Regions from separate parts of the Mus musculus genome. Here region 1 is linked to region 2. The links are chromatin loops, found by intact Hi-C in ENCODE. Cell type or tissue: left cerebral cortex. All regions are shown on one strand. Each heading gives the region's core, and the rest is flanking DNA. Links, peaks and the distances in the headings are about the cores only.

Region 1 (2,920 bases), core at 251-2,750, 520 kb after region 2:
GACACTGCTTCTCTCTAGGGTCTCCTCTGAGAGCAGGTCTTGCCTCCCCCAACGAATGCTCTCTGGAAACACTCTCACAGACACACTCGTCTCATCTGTTCTAAATTGCATTAACTCAACAAGAACAAACGTCGAGATAAAATGAGCATGAGTGTACTCCAGACTGATTAGAGCATGTATCTTCAGCTATTAGTCAAAGAAATGCCATAATGCAGTATGTGGAAGACATCCATTAAAAATTATTACTATCTCTAAGACACTATGAGGATAAGAGCTTATTCTCTTTGAAGCGTGCCCAATGAAGCCAGGATAGAAACTGGCGAGGCAGCTTCATGAAGTGCATGGCAGGAGCATCCCAAGGCCCAGGGAGCTCCATCCTGGACAGAGCTCAGAGCTGTCACTGGGTCATATGCACACTGTGTTGAGGGACTCAGCCTAGCCTTTACTAAAATGTTATTTCTCATTGGAGGGATTCTGAGATGAAAGACGCAGATAATTCTCTTCTCCTTTCCATTTGGAATAGTCCTCCTTCAGTTCAGCTCTCTTTAGGCAGTAGAGGGAAGGCATCAAAAATATCTTTATAGTTAGTGGATATTAGCCAAAAAAAAAAAAATTACAGAATACCCAAGATACAGTCCACAGAACTCAAAAAGGACAAGATGAAGTGCCCAAGTGAGGATGCCTTAGTTCCACTAGAGAGGGAGAAGAAAGCAATCACAAGTGGGGAGGGAGGGAGGACCTGGGAGGGAAAGTGGATGGGGGTTGGGGTGAGGGGAGGGGAGGGAGAGGGGAACTTGATCTGTTATTGCTTGAGGGAAAAGGACTAAAGCCCTGAGGGCCAGCAGAAAAAATGGAAACAGAAGTTGGGAGGGATCCTCCAAAATGCACCAGAGACCTGGGAGGTGAGAGACTCTCAGGATTCAAAAGGAGGGACCTTACATGAAATGTGTGAGAGTATGGAGAGGGAACTTATAGAGCCCACCTCCAGCAGGAAGACAGGGGATCAAATGGGGGAGGGGATTGCCATCCCACCTTCAAAACTCTGACCCATAATTGTTCCTGTCTGAAAGAACTGCAGAGATGGAAATGGAGAGGAGCCTGAGGAAAAGAAGGTCCAGTGACAGGCTCAAACTAGGATCCAGCTTAAGGGGAGATCTCAAGGCCTGACACTATTACTGAGGCTATGGAGTGCTCACAAAAAGGGACCTAGCATGACCGCACTCTGGAAAACCAAGCAAGCATCTGAAAGACTCAGATGCAGAAATTTGCACCCAACCAATGGACAGAAGCTGCTGACCCCTGTGGTTGAATTAGGAGAAAGCTGGAAGAAGCTGAAGAGGAGGGCAACCCTGTAGGAGGACCAGCAGTCGCAATTAACAAGGACCCCCGAGATCTCTTAAACACTGGACCACCAACCAGGCAGCATACACCAGCTGATATGAAGCCCCCAACACATATACAGCAGTGGACTGCGTTCAGTCAGAGAAAGATGCACCTAACCCTCAAGAGACTGGAGGCCCCAGGGAGTTTAGAGGTCTGGTTGTGTGGGGGGATGGGGGGGTGGGGACATCCTCATGGAGACAGAGGGATGGGGAGGAGATATGGGATGTGGAACAGTCAGAAGGTGGATGGGGGCTGGGGGATAAAATCTGGAATGTAAAGAAATAAAGAAAGAAAAGAAAAATAATTAAAAATAAATAAATAAATAATAAATAAAATAAATTTAAAAAATAATAAAGAGCAATGTCCAGAAGACATGGTTTAAGAGGTACAAATTTTTCTGGGTCCTCTCTGGTTGTCGCAGCATCATCCCAATGGCTCCTGCTCCATCAAGGCAGGGCCCACGTAGCATTTGCACAACCCAGCCTCTCTAGAATCAGTTCATACAGGCAGGCAGGCAAAGGCACTTTACATTGAAGGACTTCACTAAGGTAAAATGCCCCAGTCAGAGAGTAGCACAGTACGTCCTAGGCACAAATTTAGGGATACCCACCTCTACCTAAACTAACGGCACCTCTTATTACACGTGTTCTTTGCTCCCAAGGTTCTGTTTCTTGCTTGTTTTCCAGCGTTAAAGATCAAGGGAACCATTAGAGAACATGCACACCAGCTCACTCAATCGAGAAAGGGAAAACTGAACGGGACAATATATCTTATATCCATGGCCGAATGAACTTGCAAATGCTGTACCTTAGAACTTCAGTGAAGCTGAGGTCACTTTTGGCAGTTCTCTGCCACTTTTGGCAGTTCTCTGCCACACCAATGAGCACCAATGAAGCTGCAAGAGAGGGCCACGGCATTGTTAGCCCTTCCTTGTGGTGGCACACCTCCAAGAGAAAGAGAAGCTCAACCTGCCACTTCAGATTCTTAGGTCACACCCTTTCTCCTAACAGAGGGGAGAACCAGAGAAGTGGCACTAATTAATGTCCTTCTGTTGGACCAAAACATCATGACTGGGGGGGAGGGGGGTCTTCAGACTAGCAACAAACAAGAGGCAGCTTCCTAGCCTTTCAATATTGAAAACAAAACTTCAGTGTGAGAGACTCCTTATGTCCATGTGCATAACCTTATACTAACAACACAAAGGTATCTTTTCAATACACCTAGGAGAGGAGTTTTGTGCCCTGTATACTACTTTTAAATTGTTCTTCTTAGTGATTGGACCAAACCACATGGGGACCGTTAGGATACAAGCCCCTATTGATCTCCATTCTTAAAAAAGGGCCTGATACTAAAAAAGACAAACAAAAATATCCATACATATCTACACACACACATCATCTGCTGGGTATAAAATATTATCTCAATACAAGACAGTTTATTTTTGCATATCTGCAAGGACTGGAATTCATCTCATATTTGCTAGCCATCCATATGTCCTCCAGTGGGATTTTCTCATTCTTATTTTTGGTTATACTTC
Region 2 (2,920 bases), core at 303-2,802:
GTGAAATATTCAGGCTATATCATAGGAAAACCAAAATCCTTGATTAATAGCCTTATTATTCTGTTCTTGACAAAACAGTTGAAAATTAACCAGCATCCTTTGGAGTTAAGGCAGAAAACACCAGGTCAAGTTTATATAGCTCTAGTTTTGCCATGGTAACCAACCCACTTGAAGGCACCCCATCCCTGAGTCCACTGCTGCACTGTGTCAGCTATCTTGTTAGAAAAGACACCATGAGTTTTCCCATAGTCTGCAGTAGTTTATCTGACTAACAGTTCTTTTCTAAAGTTCTAATGTAATGCCCAGATGACCTCTAACACAGATGAAAAGGGGACAAAGGCATGCTCCCTGATAATGTCTGTTTTGTTTGTCAGTAAGAGACACCGATCTCCTTCCTGTGCTCACCCATGTCTTCCTTCCGATACTATGATGGAATCTTTTGGTTATAGTGTATAGTGAGCATTTCAGTCTAGTTAGGTGGCAGAAGGCATGACCACAGCAGGGTGGTGAAGAGGTTTGACTTCACAGGATTCTACCTTGCTGGCATTATTTTATGGTTTGCTTTGTAGCAAACTTCTCAAGAGTCCTACATTTCAGGTCTCTTGTTTCAATATGATTTGAATATCATAAATTTAACGTTGACTTTTATTATAATGAGATAATACTTGCTTCTGGGATTTTGCATGATCCATTTTGATTTTTGTGGTCTGGGAATTGAAGCAAAGGTTTTGCATACTTTTTAAATTTTATTTTAAGTTGCTTAAAGTATTTAATTCTCTGTCTCGCTCTTTGCCTGTTTATCCGTCTCCCTTTCCTCTCTGCGTCTTTGTTTGTGTCTGTGTCTCCTCCCCCCACTCACGTGTGTGCACATGTACCCACACCTGTGTGTGCATGTGCATTCAAAACTGTTAAAATGAACAACGCCTTCATCACTATATTTCTTAAATCACGTTTTATATCCACTCTCTCCAGGACTTTCTAGCTATTCACTTCCCAGAAGCCACTGAAGTTTAGTATTTGAATTGACTTTTTGCTTCAATACCTAATGGACTTACAGTCACTTAACAAATTATGATTGCATTTCTACTGAAAATGAGGTCTAGGATAGAGGCTTGGAAACAATATGTTAGGAAAATACAATCTACACATTGACTCATACCTATAATTCTAGTATTTAGGAAAACAAGCAGGGAAATTGCTAAGTTCCAAGTTATCCTGTGCTATAATGACTAATCTTGTATCAAAAATTATAACTAAACCGAACAGCATTTGGTATGACTCATCCCCGCAAATGCCTAACATCTTATTCAAAGGAGAAAGTGCCTTGTTCAGACTCTGCTCATCCCATGCGGAAGAGCTGCTCAGGGTCATTGTTTTCCTCTGTGCATTTGTGTAAATACTTAGAAACATTCTCTACACAATAAACCTTCAATGATGTGTTCTTGATTGCTTCTAGATACTCTTAGCCCCTGGGAAGTGCATGTTACCAGTGGTTGGATTGTAGGTCAATGAATTTAACTAATGGGGTCTCTCTCCCTTCACTTAGGCATACAGCATTTGAAAAACAATTTTTTTTTAGAACAAAAAGACATAAATGCATTATTCTTACTTATACAAAATTATAGTTTTTGTTTTGTGGTGGTATCATAACCAACTATGCTGAAATCATTAGTCATCTGCACACTTTAAGATCTGAGCACTTTAGGGAAGAGCGAAGGCCCAGTAGGTAAAGGTGCCTGACAACTTTGAGTTCAATCTCTGGTTCCCACAAGGTGGCAGAAGAGAACAGAATCCCAAGATTTCTCTGCCGTCCATACATTACACATGCTGCATACACCGCAGACATGCATAGGCATGAGTGTACAAGTGTGTGCAGGTGGATTTCCATGCACATCCACACAACGAACAGGCCATCTTCAAGTGAATTAATAAACAACTAAATGTACATTTGCTAGTAGTTTACTGATGGAAGTTGTTCGGTGCAAACTTATTTTAAAACAGGAGTTAAAAGTGTTCACAGTCCTCCATTAATCATGTGCCTGTACGAAGCTGAATTTCCATCTTCAGTGATTTTGCTTTTATTAATATTGTGATTACTAAATGAGTAATCCCCAGTGTGCTCTGTTATATGTTTGCTATATTGAACAAAGGGTTATTGTTCACAACCATTTGATTTTCCATTTTTATTTACCATTGTTTGCTTTTAGATGAGCAATGCCTCGTCCCTGGAAACCAAGCTCTTTGAGGAATGGGGACAGGGAGGGATTTATATTTATTTTATCCTGTGTTCCGAGTCTAACAATAGTATGTCTCCATTGTAATTTATCAGAGGGATTTTTCAGAAAATAGTTCAACTGAATCACAGGTTAATGAATAAACAGTTCTTCTGAGCTTCCAGCCTTTATATCACAAAGCATCTGAAAATAAAGGAAAGGTCTGTGAAGTTTTTCTATGCTGGTAAGCGGATGAATCATTTTATCATGCGACTGATAAGTTTTTATGTAGTGATTGGCCCATCTTATCTTGTGTTTTAGAATAAACAGAATTACAAGAAAGCATGAGTATATACATATTAAACTAAAAAGATGCTTTGCTATAAAACTTCCATTCTTCACACATACATAATACAAAATAGTGTATCTATCTTTAAAAGAAAGATCAAATCCAAAGCAAATCTTTGAGGAAGAATGAAATACTTAAGTATTTTAATTGTAAGTCATTCTTTGTCTAAGGAGTTCTACCTAGGGTTGTGACTCATTTCGATTACTGTGATAAAGCAGAATGACAAAAAATGTACCTTATGGAGGAAAGGATTTATTTCTATTTGTAGTTGTAGTCCCTCAGTCAGGGAAGTCAGGACAGAAACTCAAGAAAAGCAGGAGTCTGGAGGCAGAAGCTGATACAGAAGCCAAGTCTTGCT

What was found. A loop is a pair of places that touch in the nucleus more often than their neighbours do. Peaks named below come from ENCODE experiments on the same cell type or tissue, not always from the same donor. Only the 100,000 strongest peaks of a DNase experiment are listed, where the experiment ranks them.
Region 1: a loop joins it to region 2, with 8 times the contacts of the local background. A loop is called at or near these places in 22 of 42 quality-filtered maps.

The regions. Positions count from the first base shown.
Region 1 is chr10:99,635,359-99,638,278 of GRCm38, reverse strand. The region is part of intron 1 of Gm20110 (predicted gene, 20110); the gene reads right to left. Among named protein-coding and RNA genes, the nearest start is that of Gm35101, 24 kb to the left of the region's middle. In left cerebral cortex, for the core only: no CTCF peak of the experiment used is centred there; no DNase peak of the experiment used is centred there.
Region 2 is chr10:100,151,902-100,154,821 of GRCm38, reverse strand. No RefSeq gene overlaps it. Among named protein-coding and RNA genes, the nearest start is that of Gm35533, 9.2 kb to the right of the region's middle. In left cerebral cortex, for the core only: a CTCF peak has its summit at 1,766 (motif pointing right); DNase peaks (open chromatin) are centred at 1,309 and 1,794.